Linked DNA regions of Homo sapiens: region 1 is linked to region 2. A link is an interaction called in ENCODE POLR2A ChIA-PET data of the cell type or tissue named here. Cell type or tissue: HCT116. All regions are shown on one strand.

Evidence for each region. Peaks named below come from ENCODE experiments on the same cell type or tissue, not always from the same donor. Only the 100,000 strongest peaks of a DNase experiment are listed, where the experiment ranks them.
Region 1: POLR2A ChIA-PET joins it to region 2 with 6 read pairs; 1 of 35 experiments calls an interaction of 5 or more read pairs at or near these places.

What each region holds. Positions count from the first base shown.
Region 1 is chr2:13,042,820-13,050,819 of GRCh38, forward strand. All of the region lies in intron 1 of LOC105373436 (a long non-coding RNA gene), which reads left to right. Among named protein-coding and RNA genes, the nearest start is that of MIR3125, 310 kb to the left of the region's middle. In HCT116, a CTCF peak has its summit at 3,977 (motif pointing right); a DNase peak (open chromatin) is centred at 3,942.
Region 2 is chr2:11,199,087-11,207,086 of GRCh38, forward strand. ROCK2 (Rho associated coiled-coil containing protein kinase 2) reads right to left here. Exons shown (of 33, transcript NM_004850.5): 21 at 2,966-3,035; 22 at 2,224-2,327; 23 at 1,871-2,057. Among named protein-coding and RNA genes, the nearest start is that of SLC66A3, 48 kb to the left of the region's middle. RefSeq lists a silencer at 4,417-4,711. In HCT116, no CTCF peak of the experiment used is centred here; a DNase peak (open chromatin) is centred at 4,605; H3K4me3 peaks cover 355 bases; H3K27ac peaks cover 1,158 bases.

The DNA of each region.
Region 1 (8,000 bases), 1.8 Mb after region 2:
GACTCCCACACAATAATAGTGGGAGACTTTAACAATCCAATGTCATTATTAGATAGATCAGCGAGACAGAAAATTAAAGATATTCAGGATTTGAACACACCTTTGGATCAAGCAGACATGATAGATATCTACAGAACTCTCCACCCCAAAACAACAGAATATACATTCTTCTCAGGACCACATGGCACTTGCTCTAAAATCAATTATATATTTGGAAGTAAATCACTCATCAGCAAATGCAAAAGAACTGAAAACATAACAGTCTCTCAAGCCACAGTGCAATTAAATTAGAACTCAAAATTAAGAAACTTACTCAAAACCACAAAACTATATGAAAATTGAACAACCCGTTCCTGAATGATTCCTGGGTAAATAATGAAATTAAGGCAGAAATCAAGGAGTTCTTTGAAACCAATGAGAACAAAGAGCAATGCACCAAAATCTCTGGGACACAGCTAAGCAGTGTTAAGAGGAAAATTTATAGCACTAAATGCTCACATCAAAAAGCTAGAAATATCTCAAACTGATGCCCTAACATCACAACTAAAAGAACTAGAGAACCAAGATCAATCAAACACCAAAGCTAGCAGAAGACATGAGAAAACCAAGCTCAGAGAAGAACTGAAAGAAATAGAGACACAAAAACTCCTTCAAAAAACAATAAATTCAGGAGCTGGTTTGTTGAAAAAATTAATAAAATAAATAGACCACTAGCTAGACTAATAAAGAATAAAAGAGAGCAGAATCAAATAGACACAATGAAAAATGATAAAAGAAATATTACCGCTGACCCCACAGAAATACAAACAACCATCAGAGAATACTATAAACATCTCTATGCAAGTAAACTAGAAAATCTAGAAGTGGATAAATTCCCAGACACATACACCCTCCCATGACTTATCCGGGAAGAAGTGGAATCCCTGAATAGACCAATAAAAAGTTTTGAGATTGAGGCAGTCATAAATAGCCTACCAACCAAAAAAAAAAAAAAAAAAAAAAAAAGCCGAGGACCAGATAGATTTACAGCTGAATTCTATCAGAAGTACAAAGAGGAGCTGATACTCTTTCTTCTGAAAATATTCCAATCAATTGAAAAGGAGGGACTCCTCCCTAACACATTCTATGAGGCCAGCATCATCCTGATACCAAAACCTGGTGGAGATACAACAGAAAAAACAAACAAACAAACAAACAAAACTTTAGGCCAATATTCCTGATAAACATCAATGCAAAAAATTCTCAATAAAATATTGGGAAACCAAATACAGCAGCACATCAAAAAACTTATTCACACAGTCAAGTTGGCTTTATTCCTAGGATGCAAAGCTGGTTCAATCTATGCAAATCAATAAATGCATCACATAAACAGATCTGAAGACAAAACCTCTTGATTATCTCAATAGATGCAGAAGAGGCGTTCAATAAAATTCAGCATCACTTCATGTTAAAAACTCTCAATAAACTAGATATTGAAGGAACATACCTCAAAATAATAAGAGCCATTAATGGCAAACCCACAGCCAATATCATACTGAACGGACAAAAACTGGAAGCATTCCCCTTGAAAACTAGCACAAGACAAGGATGTCCTCTCTCACCATTCCTATTCAACACAGTGTTGGAAGTTCTGGCCAGGGAAATCAGGCAAGAGAAAGAAATAAAGGGTATTTCAATAGGAAAAGATGAAGTCAAATTATCTTCATTTGCAGATGACAAGATCTGTATCTAGAAAACCCCATAATCTCAGCTCCAAACCTTCTTAAGCTGATAAGCAACTTCAGCAAAGTCTCAGGATACAAAATCAATGTGCAAAAGTCACAAGAATTCCTATACACCAACCACAGGCCAGCAGAAAGCCAAATCATGAATGAACTCCCATTTATAATTGCTACAAAGAGAATAAAATACCTAGGAATACAGCTAATAAGTGAAGCGAAGGGCTTTTCAAGAACTACAAACCACTGCTCAAGGAAATCAGAGAGGATGAAAACAAATGGAAAATATTCCATGCTCACGGATAGAAAGAATCAATATCGTGAAAATGGCAATACTGCCCAAAGTAATTTATAGATCCAATGCTATTCCCATTAAACTATAATTGACAATCTTCACAGAATTAGAATAAACTATTGTAAAATTAATATGGAATCAAAAAAGAGCTTGTATAGCCAAGATAATGCTAAGCAAAAAGAACAAAGCTGGAGGCATCATGTAACCAGACTTCAAACTATACTACAAGACTACCGTATGAAACAGCATGGTACTGGTACAAAAGCAGACACATAGACCAATTGAACAGAGTAGAGAACTCAGAAATAAGACCACACATCTACAACCATCTGATCTTTGACAAACCTGACAAAAACAAGCAATGGGGAAAGGATTCCCTATTTAATAAATGGTTCTGGGAGAACTGGCTAGCCATATGCAGAAAATTGAAACTGGACCCCTTCCTAACACCTTATACAAAAATTAACTCAAGATGGATTAAAGACTTAAATGTAAAACCCAAAACTATAAAAATCCTAGAAGAAAATCTAGGCAATACCATTCAGGCATAGTCATGGGCAAAATTTCATGACAAAAATGCCAAAAGCAATTTCAACAAAACCCAAAATTGATAAACGGAATAGAATTAAACCAAAGAGCTTCTGCAGCAAATCAAACTATCATCAGAGTGAACAGGCAACCTTCAGAATGGGAGACAATTTTTTTAATCTATCCATCTGACAAAGGTCTAATATCCAAAATCTACAAGGAACTTAAACAACTTTACAAAAAAACAAACAATACCATCAAAAATTGGGCAAAGGGTATGAACAGACACTTCTCAAAAGAAGACATTCATGCAACCAACAAACTTATGAAAAATAGCTCAACATCACTGATCATTAGAGAAATGCAGTTCAAAACCACAATGAGATATCATCTCATGCCAGTCACTATGGTGATTATCAAAATGTCAGGAAACGATAGATGCTGGCGAGGCTGTGGGAAAATAGGAATTCTTTTACACTGTTGGTGGGAATGTAAATTAGTTCAACAATTGTGGTAGATGTGTGGCAATTCCTCAAGGATCTAGAACCAGAAATACCATTTGACCCAGCAATCCCATTACTGGGTATATACCTAAAGGAATATAAGTTTGCCTACTTTCTACTTCAAAGTATTTGTGGAAAGAATGTGACAGATCAACAGATAAATACATTTTGAAAATGACTGGACTGGGTAGTCTTTCAGTCCTTCTATCCTGACATTGTAAGGTCCATAATGACAACAGGTATAGTAACTTGAGTTAACAAAGGTTTTCATATGCAGGGACTTGATGGGATTCATCACAACCTTGCAAATAATGTTCTGTAGCAAAAAGTCATTCAATTTTGAATGAGAAGATCTGGGTATACAACGTGATTCACCATTAGGAGGTATATTAGTCAAAACATGGAAAATATTTAAGCCTTATTATCCTTTTTTATAACTTGGGATCTGTAAGACTGCTTTGTGAATTTCACTGTGTTATTATGAAGATTATTATAATAACATATGGGACATTTCTTTGTAAACCATAATATGGCCATGAAAATATTAGTGTTTTTATATCTCTTGCTATTGTTATCTCAATCTTTTCTATTCAATTTTTCATAGAAGAATTTAAGTCTTCACCTAAGATCACAGCATTAAGATTTATTTTTGAGTTTGTCCAGTGAAGTACTCTTTCCTCATAAAATAATACATTTTGATGACATTAAGAAAAAAAAACCCAGAAGAAGCTACCATTAATATTACCATGTTTTGACTTAGTATTTATAAGGAAACATAATTTCTAAATAAGTAAAAATATATTTGGTATGATTTATTTAAATTTCATATTGAACATTTATTTATGATTCTTCACAAGTATTTCTGATATTCTCGTTTTCACCAGAAGAGGCCACTATGACCAAACTTTCTGAATTTATTATCAATTTGAACAATTCCATTTAGTTTAGAAAATTGTTATGCATGTCAAAAGTCAATGATCAGGAGTAAGTCTTTTTCCTCTTTAAGCTCCTTTTGAAAAGCAGCCTTCCAACTGAGAGTAGTAAACATATACATTCTTCCCTCTGATTTCTTGTAAAAAGCCACAGTTTTAAAGGTTGATAGACATAGATTCAAGTCTTAGTTCTACCACAGAGACAAACTGCTTAACCTTGGCAAATAGCTTAAACTTGTTCACTTTTCTAAAAAGAAAATAATGATATCTAGCTTTTTTTTAAAGATTAAATAAGCTATGATTACTAAATTACTTAAAACAGTGGCTTAACACAAATGAACAAATACTAGTTCCGGTTACTCTAGAATGTCTGGTATATCCTTTGTCAGCAAGCAGTTTTTAACGGATCCTAAAATGCTTTAGGTATTTTTACGTGAAAATGAAAAAAATGAATGGAAGATCAATTTCAAGAATGTTTACGAGGTTAATATGCGGAAGTTTGAATAGTTGATGAGGGGAGATTATGAATTTATTTGTTTTTTTTCTATAAAGTACATAATTTCACAGTGGCTCATGCATGTGACCCTAGCACTTTGAGAGGCAGAGGTGGGCAGATCACTTGAGGTCAAGAGTTCAAGACCTGCCTGGGTAATATGATGAAACCCCATCTCTACCAAAAATACAAAAATTAGCTAGGTGTGGTGGCATGCACCTGTAATCCCAGCTACTTGGGAGGCTGAGGTGGGAGAATTTGCTAGAACCTGGAAGGCAGAGGTTGCAGTGAGCCAAGATCGCACCACTGCACTTCAGCCCAGCGAGAGAGCAAGACTCTATTTCAAAAAAAAAAAAAAAAATCTTTTAAAATAGCATATATTACTTTGGAACTATAAAATATTAAAATTAATGAACAATAACAACACACTGTGCTTTAGATACTTTTTCTACTTCTGTAATCATTTAGCACATAGCTGTATGTAAAACAAACTAAAATACTAAAAGAAATGCTCATTTGTAGCCTGTCAGTATGGACCCATGCTATCCTTTTGGGTTAGAGCTATTGAATGTTTTTCTTTTTATTGTATCATAAGAAAATGTTAATAGAATATGGTTACAATGGAAAAATAATTATTCAGAACTTAAAACATAGGTGAAGAAAACCTCTGAAGAGGAGTCCTTTTGGAATACCATCAGTGGTAAATATGAGAAACTTACCATAATGACTTTTCTAAAATATGTAAATCTCCACAATATGTTCTGATTTTCTGAAGATCAAGCCAAAAAAATAGAATAATTATACTTCAGTGATTATTTTAATGACTTATAGATAGAAATTTAATGACTTATAGACAGCTGTGCAATTTTCACAAGGTTAAACCGTATCGATAGTGTGGTTCAAGTTAAATATTTTTCCTTTCAATATAAAAATCTCTCATGCTTATATAGAGCTTTTCAAAGACTTGTGCATTTATCACACTTGTCATAAAATCACTTACATAAATAGAACATTTAAAATAAAGGATCTCACAATATCCGTTTTTAAATAGGTTGAAATTAAAATTTGTCACGTAATTTTCATCTGCTTGTTTATTAACAGCATAAAGAAGCCGTGCAACCCAACATAAGAATTTCAGCTCTACATGATACTTCTCTGTGCCCACTTATTGCCTTACTCAATTTGAGGTAACACTTTTCAGAACCTTGTATTAAATCACTTTTTTGTTTCCTTGTCTGAAGGGAAACATATTTCTAGTCTACATCATGCAAATATAAGTAATAATATTCAACTTATTCCTTAAGGCCGTCTTTAACACTGTATTATTATCAATAGTTGTATAAAATGTAGAATATAACAGTTCTAAACACAATACTAGAAAACCAAACCTACATAGAAGACCGAGTTCATCATGACCAACTTACCTTTATTCCAGATAAAGTGATGATTCAATATTAGAAAATAAAATTTACTACTGTATTAGTCCATTTTCACACTGCTGATAAAGACATACCCCAGACTGGACAATTTACAAAAGAAAGAGGTTTTCTGGATTTACAGTTCCACATGCCTTGGGAGACCTCAGAATCATGGTGGAAGGTGAAAGGCACATCTCACATGGCAGCTGACAAGAGAAGAGAGCTTGTGCAGAAAAACTCTCGTTTTTAAAACTATCAGATCTCATGAGACTTATTCAATATCATGAGAACAGCATGGTAAAGACCCTCCCCCCACCCCATGATTCAATGATCACCTACCAGGATTCCCCCATGACACATGGGAGTTGTGGGAATTACAATTCAAGATGAGATTTGGGTGAGGACACAGTTAAACCATATCAACTGCATTCAAAATGAAAGAAGAAATTACAATGATGTCAATAAATAAAAGAAGATTGATATAAATGTAACATAAATTTACAAAAACACTATTAGAAGTTTAGGAATGTAAAAAGTCTTGCCCAACTTGACAAAGGGCATCTATGTTTAAAAACTTTCTAAAATACTACCATAAATAGGCAAAGTTTTTGGAAAGCATTCCTTTAAACATCAGGAAAAAGGCAAAAATTTCCACTTTACTCACAACAATTCAACATTGTTCTGTAGATCCTAATCAATCAATAAAATAATTATAAAATTTGAATTGTATGAATTAAAACTGTGATTACAAATCATAGTGATTGCAAATCACTAAATTGTCTAATAGAAAACCCAGAGCACTAAAAACATAATAGTAACAATAAATATCAGAGACTATCAAGATAGCTAAATTTAATTAGTAATTATGAATTCATAAATATGATTAAAAAGAGATACCATTTATAATAGCAGTAGAGCATCAAAGATTAAAGCCAGTAAATTATAAATACAATTTAAGAAATAATAAATTATTTAAGAAGAATATGATATTACATTTAAAGAAACCAACATAATTGGAAAAATCTTATAACAATAAAGAGAAATCATTACTTTCCCCCATAATAAGGGCTAGATTTTATCCAATTTCAATGAAAACATTAACAAATAATTTAAATTTGAGAAGATGATTTTAAAAGTTACATAGGAAAACAAATGTTTAGGAGCAACCATGGCTTTGTTGTAAAAGAAAAATTAGAAAAAAAGTAATCGTGCTATCATTTATCAAATCTTATATAGACATATTAATTAAGGCACTGTGAAAATAGAAGTAGGATAAACAAAATAAGCAATAAAAAGAAGACAAATAAGAATCCCAGAAATAGACCCAAACATTTATGAATATTTTATATAAATGGCATTACTAAGATAAGAAGGAAATATTTAATAATGCTGCTGGGAAAAGTTGATAATTTAGATAGAAAAATAAAATTATGTCCCCACAAGACACACACACACACACACACACACACACACACACACACACACACACCAGATAGATTTAAAACTGAAATGTGAAAGGCAAATTCTTCAAATCTGAGAAGATAATCACAATGACCTTTGGGTTACATGACTCAAAAAATATTAACTATAAGGAAAAGGAACATTTCAGAAAATTTAACTATATTAAAATGGAAAAGAGGTTTTTTATTAAAAGAAAGAAAAACTCAACTTACAAACTGAAATAAAATAGCTGAAATACATATAAATAATAAATGATTAATATTACAAGCATATAGGAGGATTTAAAAAATTAAAAAGTTATTAAAAATATGACATAATATAAAATCTTAAAAAAAGGAGCAAAGAAATAAGCAGATATCATGCCTATGGAGGCAGGCTTAAAAAACATTAAAAGGTGTTCAGCCTCTTAAGTAGTTATGGAAATGAAATTAATGCTGTTATGAAATAGCTTTTTATACTCATACAATGACAATAAAATACAATATCTTATACTATTATGTTTTTGTGATCATATGGATTGATGAGTAATACAACAGAATGCTGATGGGAATGTAAGTTGGTACAACATCCATTGTACAGTTGGGTACAATTTTTTAAGGCAATTTTACAGTTTTGTAAAACAGTTTAGTATCATGTTATAACACAGAACAGT
Region 2 (8,000 bases):
GATGGGGTTTCACTATGTTGGTCAGGCTGGTCTCAAACTCCTGGCCTCGAGTGATCGCCCGCCTAGGCCTCTCAAAGTGCTGGGATTACTTACAGGCATAAGCCAACACACCTGGCCTGAAGGAAGTTTTACTGTAAATTACGTGTTTTGCCTTTCCACCCATGACTGTATTTCATTATATACACATGAAACAATACACAGTGTGGCTTTATGTGATTTTCTTTTTTTTTTTTCTCTCTTTTTGGAGACAAGGTCTCAAGCTCTGTTGCCCAGGCTGGAGTGCAATGGCGTGCGATCACCACTCACTGTAGCCTCAGCCTCCAAGGCTCTAAGGATCCTCCCACCTCAGCCCCCATGAGTAGCTAGCTGGGACTATAGGCATGAACCACCACACCTGGATAAAAAAAATTTTTTTTTTTTTTTGGTAGAAACAGGGTCTCACTATGTTGCCTAGGCTGGTCTCAAACTCCTGGAGCTCAAGCAATACTCCCACCTTCAACTCCAAAAGTGCTGCAATTACAGGCATGAGCCACCATGCCAGGCTGCGATTTTCTATCTTACTGAATTTATCTTTCTGTAATTGTTTTCACTCAATAGCATATTAAGGCATTAAATTGCTGATACAAATGAAGATCTGATGTAATAGTTCCATCTTCTATTACATTTAATGCATGCATTCATTCATTCATGGACATTTGAGTTTTTGCTAAATATTTATGCTGCTATAAGCATTGTGCCTAAATTTCTATAGTGTATTTATCTTAATGTGGACTTTCTTCTGACTGCATTATGTGAATGCCTAAAATTTACTGGAAACTGTCATACTACTTACTGTACTATGCCATACTAAATTTATACTACCCATAGTGAATAAGAATGCCATTTTCTAGACATTCTTCAGACACTTGAAATTGTCAGCTACTGAATTTCTGCCAAAGTGATGGGTATGAAATGGTATTTCAAAGTTGTTTTACCTAGGCTTTTCCTGAACAATAGTGAGGTTAAGTACATGCTTATATATTTAGGTTTTCTCTTTCAGCTAAGTTTTCTTCCAAATTCTTTAATCTTATCTTACTGAATTGCAGACATTCTACATATACTCTAGATACAAATCCCTTGTTTAATAAATATATTACAAATATCTCCCTTCTGTCATTTGTTTATGCTGTCTTCTGTCATATGCAACTTTTAGATTCTGTTCTGATAGCTTAAAATTTTTATTTTTCATAGTCCTTAAGATAGCTAGAATTTACTTTTGTGTGTGATGTAGTGGGGATTTAATTTTATTCCTTTCCATATAAAAACACAGTTATTCTGAAACCATTTATGAAATGTGTCCTTTCCCAGTGATTTGTGTACTGCCACTCCCATCATATATACCAAGTTCCTGTATGTGCAGAAATCTTTCTGGCCTCCCTTTTCATTTCCACTGAACAGGATTGAATATCCCTGTTCTAATACCAGACTTTTTAATTACCGCAGCATTTCAATAGGTCTAGTTAATTGATAGGGTAAACCTAACTACTTGATATTTGACCTCTCTCTGAAATTTTTATTGCAATTTTTTCAACCTGCACGGAACTGTTTTCCTGGTAGTTTCAAGATTCTTCTGAACTAAGTTCTGTTTAAAAAGAAAAAAAAAAATGACCCTTTCACTTTAGACCTTTAACTTTGAATTCATTAACAGGTGAAGTCACTTTTAGTAAGCTCCTCTGACAACATTGAGAAGGTGGCAGTTAACTAGATTAAAAATCTTGTAGTCAGCATATATAATTTTTCATTTAGATCTGTGATACTTAGTATGTCTAAAGAAGGTTTAAGATATAGCAATTTAACTATAATCCAAAAAAGCACCAAGAATTTGACTTACAGAAGCAATTGTAGCATCTTTTTCCGTAAGTTCCTGTTTGTGTCTAGCCATCATCTCTTTGATCTCCAGCTCTTTCATGATCTTCTCTTTTTCCAAATCAGAATATTGTTCTTCAGCAATTGAACGAGCCAGTTGCTCAGAATCTGCTTTGGTCAAGGTGATCTCCAGTTGGGCAGCCAAAGAGTCCCTACATTTTAGCAATATATCATTTTAATGGTTCAGTTTTCACTATGAAGTGAAAGTTTTTGTCTAATTCACTTCATCAATAATTTTTTATTTGGTGATTACCAGGCATTGTTCTAGGAGCAAAGTATACAGCTATGAACAAAAAGAGACAAGGGTCTCATACTTACCGTTCATCCTGTAATTCCTGTTTCTTCTGCTGCAATTCTTTACCAAGTTTGGTCTTTTCTTCACATTCTTCTTTAAGCTCCCTAACTTGTGTTTTATAAAGGGTCTAAATAGCAAAATACAACAGAAATGCGTATCATCATCAGAAATATTACTTCTACATTCAAAAGCTATTCAGACAAAAAGGAGAATGAACACATACAAATATTTTCTTACTGCTAAGTCCCCGAGCAAATGAATAGTTTAATGAACTTTCCTATTTCTAGTCATCAATTAACTAATACAAGTTCAGGTAATAATTAAGAAGCATGATTTTCAACTGGATATCACAGTGATATTTCTCATTTAATAGCACAGATAGGTAAAATGAATAAGGAGGCAAGGAAAAACATTAACAATTTAGACAAAAAAATGTTATTGGCTTAAATCAATAAAACAGGAGTTTCTACTTCATATTTTTAAAACTGATCTCAAAAAAAGCACAACTATTAAAATGATAATTTTATTACAATTTTATTTCTTGCATTATGAAAATATTTTCTTCCTGAAAACAATGCTGTTAATCAGCTTCACCAGGTATGTTTTGTGCTTAGAATTATTTTTCTAGCAATGATAATAAATTTCTCTTAAACTATCTACATTCTTTTGCCCAGCTGCTCTTTTTATATGAGTTGTATGGTATAAATAAAATATCCCAACCAAAACTCTGTTTGCTATTTGCAAATTAATGTGTCTTGAACTTACTGAGAAATACTGTTCTGCTTCGAGCTGATCCTGGAGCTCTTTCATTTGCCCATCTGCATCCTGACGTTCTCTGTGAGGACAATGAATCAAAGGTTTAAATAACTTACACATATTTTAAACGAGCAGCTCTCAAAGTATGGTCTGGGGGAAGCCCTGGGAGTCTCTGAGGTTCTTCCACAGAACCCATAAGGTCAAATCATTTTCATAATACTGAGCACCATGGTTTTTTTTAAAACTCTCATTCCCTCGTTATATACCGTATGTACTTTTCCTGAGGCCACATGACTTGTAATTACATCATTCTGATGGCTAAAATAACGTGTTTGTGTGTTCCTGTGTTTTAAAGTTTTCTCAGTTTTAATTTCTAACACAATACAAATCATTAGATATAACAAACGTAAACAAAAACTCATTTGGAACCCTTGATGATAATAATAATAATAATTATTATTATTTTTGTTTTTGAGACGGAGTCTCACTCTGTCGCCCAGGCTGGAGTGCAGTGGTGCGATCTGGGCTCACTAAAAGTTCCGCCTCCCGGGTTCACGCCATTCGCCTGCCTCAGCCTCCCGAGTAGCTGGGACTACAGGCGCCTGCCACCACACCTGGCTAATTTTTGTATTTTTAGTAGAGACGGGGTTTCACCGTGTTAGCCAGGATGGTCTCGATCTCCTGACCTTGTGATCTGCCCACCTCAGCCTCCCAAAGTGCTGGGATTACAGGCGTGAGCCACTGCACCCGGCAGAACCCTTGATAATTTTTTTAAGAGTATAAAGGGGTTCTGAGACCAGTGTTATACTAAATCAACATTGAATCACACATTCACATACAGACACTGTGATCAGCCATTTATGCCAACAAGTAGAATCCAAAGAGCACCTCAAATCTGGTGATCTCAGTGGGGAGTGCAGAATGCCTGGGAGGGGGCTTCTGGGGAGGCGAGAAGTGCTGGCTTTAGATCTAAACATGGATGGTGGCTGCACAGATTTGTATACTTTGTAAAAATTCACTCAGCTCCACACTTAGTATTTGTGTACTTTTTCTGTATTATGTTAATCTTCAATAAAGGAATAAAATAATAAATAAAATAAAAGCAAGCCCAACAACCCATTTAAGAAGCTGGGTTGAAATGGTACATTAAATTCTGGCCTTATTTTAAAAACATAAAAATTATAGTTATCCGAAACCAAAACTAAGGAGGAATAAAGCAAGTTGGAGAACAATACAATTTGTATGATATAATTTAAAAACAAGCAAAAAATAGAATCAAATGTACAGAAAACTCAACCTCACATATATTTGTTCAGATATATAGATAAAGGCACAGAAAACAGTCTGGAAGGAGAAATAACAAATTGTTGATATGTTACCTCTGGAGAGAGGAAAATGTCTGCATTCATGAAGGAGAGCTTACGTACTGCTTTTTTTTTTAAATGTAGTCAAGTATTTTACAATGGGAAGCTATATGAACACCACTTGGGTATTTTTAAAAACTACAATGCAGGAAGACTCAGAGGGAGCACGTGATTTAACCCTAGTCTCTTCAGTTCGTATACTGCTTAGGAGGTTTATCCTCATTCCCATTTAACATAATTTGGTCACTTTGTTTACTCACTGGCTCTTAAACTTGTGGGTAAAAAGGGAAGTTATGACTCAATGTCACTTAACTGTGTCATTTCTGTATTTTATTGTTGATGAGTATACTGTAGAGAATTCATGATTCTTATTTCTCCATGAGTCAAAGATGTGAGAGATGCAATTTAACAAATATATGAAAGGTCAAGTTTTAAAACTGTCCGATCACTGTCAGCTAAGCCCACTTGTAGCAAACCACAGTATAATTTTAACATCAGGACCTTCTTCAAGAGCTGATATCTTTCATTTATATGTAACTTTTATAACCTAATATTTATTAGGTATTTAAGAAAAGTAATTTTCAGAAAGTATTATTTCAGAAAGAACCATGTAATTACATGATTACAAATGAGGAGTACAGAACAGAAGGAAGAAATTACAATGAGAAGTAGAAGTCTCCTCATTTGACACCTCTCCACCCCTACTAATCCTATTCGCCTAGAAGAAATAACTGTTTCATTTGTGTTTTATCTTTTGGTGGTTACCTCCACATCTCATAAGTTTTAGATATTATTTGCCCATTCCCTGTTGTCAGACTTGAATTTAGCTCTCTTGCCTTCCCCAACCTCTCCCCACCTCCCAATATAGTTGTATCACTCATCTAAGTGGTATAATGAACCCCCCATTTCCCTCTTATAGCAACCACAAACTATAATCTCCCCGGTTTACTAGATGAGAACTCTAACACTCCTATCCTGTCATTGTTTTTGAAATTTCATGAGAATATGTCTAGATATAGATCTTTTTTCATTTATATGCTGAGTCCCTTCAGTCTAAAGACATTTCTCCTTCAGCTAGGGGAAATTCTTCTCTATTATTTCTTTAATTTCCTCCTCTTGGTTTTTAGTTCTTGCTGGAATTCTTATTCGCTGGGTGCTAGATCTCCTAGAACAGTCCCTCTGGGCCTTACTTACGTCTTTCAAACCTTCCATGACATTTCTTCTTTTGTTCTACATTTTAGGAAATTTCTTTGACTTTGAACCCTTCCAACAAATTTATATTGGCAGTAATTATTCATCTTCAAGAGCTCGTTCCTATTCTGGCTGTTCCTTTTACATTGTGTCTGGTTCTCAATTAATGGAAGCAGTATCTCCTGAAATCTTTGATCAATACTAATTACCAGTAGCTTTTTACAGTGCTTTTGTTTTTCCAGAACTTTTAGCAGTTCTCTTCTACTCCTTGATATATGTTTCCTCCGGGGGCACTTTTCCTCTTTCATTATCATAATCTTCCTCTTTCAGATTGCAGGCTTTCCTCAAATGTTTAGTGATACTTGGTTATTTACTTGCAAAGGGGGTGGGAAAAACTTTAATCTCTATGTATGTAGGAGTTTTCTCACTGGCAAGCTTCAGTTTAAGATGAGAGGCTTTAAAAGCCAGCATTAAGCAAAGGGACCCCTAAATGCCAGAGTGAGAAAGGCTTTTCACCCCATATTAGCTGTTCTAATTACCCCAGAGGTTGTACCCAATTACTCTGTAGAGGAGAATGCTCTGATAAAAACCTTAGTGGTGGGAGGTGCCTGGCTGCAGACATATCTGCAAGGTTAATGGTAGAGTATGATCAGCAGATTAGTTCATTTAGTGTCACAACTTACTCCAGGCCTTATTTGCTCTGAATACTTCTTTTCCATCTATATCCCACTTCATGTATACCCCTGGCCTTATATATACTCCTTTCTTCTTTTGTTCTACTTCATCAGTCACAAGGCTTCCATCTAACTGCCATCTCATTCACTAGAGAACCTTCTTGCCCTCCAACCCATTCTCATTCTTATTTATTGTGGGTTTATATATTTTTTAATTCCTTTACTAGAGTTTTTCTGGAATCTTACAAGAAAGAAGAGATATACATGTTGGCCATTTTAAAAAGAAGCCAACATAGCACTTCATATGTAAATTCCCATTGCATGTATTTTTTTTTTTTTTTTACCTTCTATTCACTTATGTACCTGCCTTATCTTCCCCACTGAATAACTAATGATAAAATGCTAGTAAACTTCTCATGGGTAGGAAATGTATTTGGTTAATCTTTCTATCTTTCATAGTAACTACTACAATGCCTTACACCTAAGAGGGATGTAATCATTCATACAACATTTATTGAGGATGTAGTATATGTAAAACCTTAATCAAGGATTGGGGGCCGGGCACAGTGGCTCACACCTGTAATTCCAGTACTTTGGGAGGCAAAGCCAGGCAGATCACCTGAGGTCAGCAGTTCAAGACCACCCTGGCCAACATGGTGAAACCCTATCTCTACTAAAAATACAAAAATAAGCCGGGCATAGTGGTGGGCACCTGTATTCCCAGCTACTTGGGAGGCTGAGGCAGGAGAATTTCTTGAACCCAGGAAGGGAAGGTTGCAGTGAGCTGAGACCACACTATTGCACTCCAACTTGTGCAACAAGAGTGAAACTCCATCTCCAAAAAAAAAAAGGACTGGGGAGAACAAAATATAAATAAATGATTTTTGCCCTTCAATTTTAACCCTACAATGAACACTTCCTCTATAACCCTATTAGGTGGCTAAGATAGAAAACATGGGTGTCTTTGGTGGGGAGAGGTAAGGAAAAGAGGGACTAAGAAATAACAGAACGCCATTCACTTACAAAGAAAATAAGAGGCATATACACTAGGTATAAACAAAGCATTATTAGAAGTGGGAAGGAAACACAACCTAGATGATTAACTAGCTCTTACATCTGCATAAACACTATCGTTAGAATAAAAAGCTGGCCTGAAATAAGAGAGAAAAATAAAGCTAATATACAGAAAAAAAACCCACAAAAAACACAAAGACAAAGATGTCTGATTACTGTTCCAATTTCTAGTTCCAATTTTAAAAGTTTAAATCTCATGAAGTTGAAGGTCTAGGCTTACCCTGGCAATAAATAGATCAGCTCAGCAAAAAGAACAAAGTCTACTTGAATATTTTAAGCATCTTTTCTTAGATAGCATCAGTCTTACTGACCTGTCACAGGTATGCATAAAGCAGACAATTATAATGAGGATACATTAGTAGTAGCTGTAGTAGTTGTAACAGTAACAGATCTAGCAGTAATAGTCCCTAACACTTATCATATGATGGATGCTTTAAATAAACCATTGCTATCCTTTACAAGATCCCTAACAAGGAAGCTATTACTGCTCCCTTTCACAAGTGTGATAAAAGGCTTAGAGAAATTAAATCATTTGCCCGATGTTGGTTAGTTGGTAAGTAACAGAACCAATATTCACAACTCAGTCTGTCTGGATCCAAAGACTTTTTTCTTTCCACTCTATCACACTGTCTTTCATCAAACAACCGGGATCCAATATGACCTTTGGTCATGATTAGGAAGAAGTAATTCTCCTACTAATAGAATAAATGGGACAAATTTTAATAGTATATTTACTATATA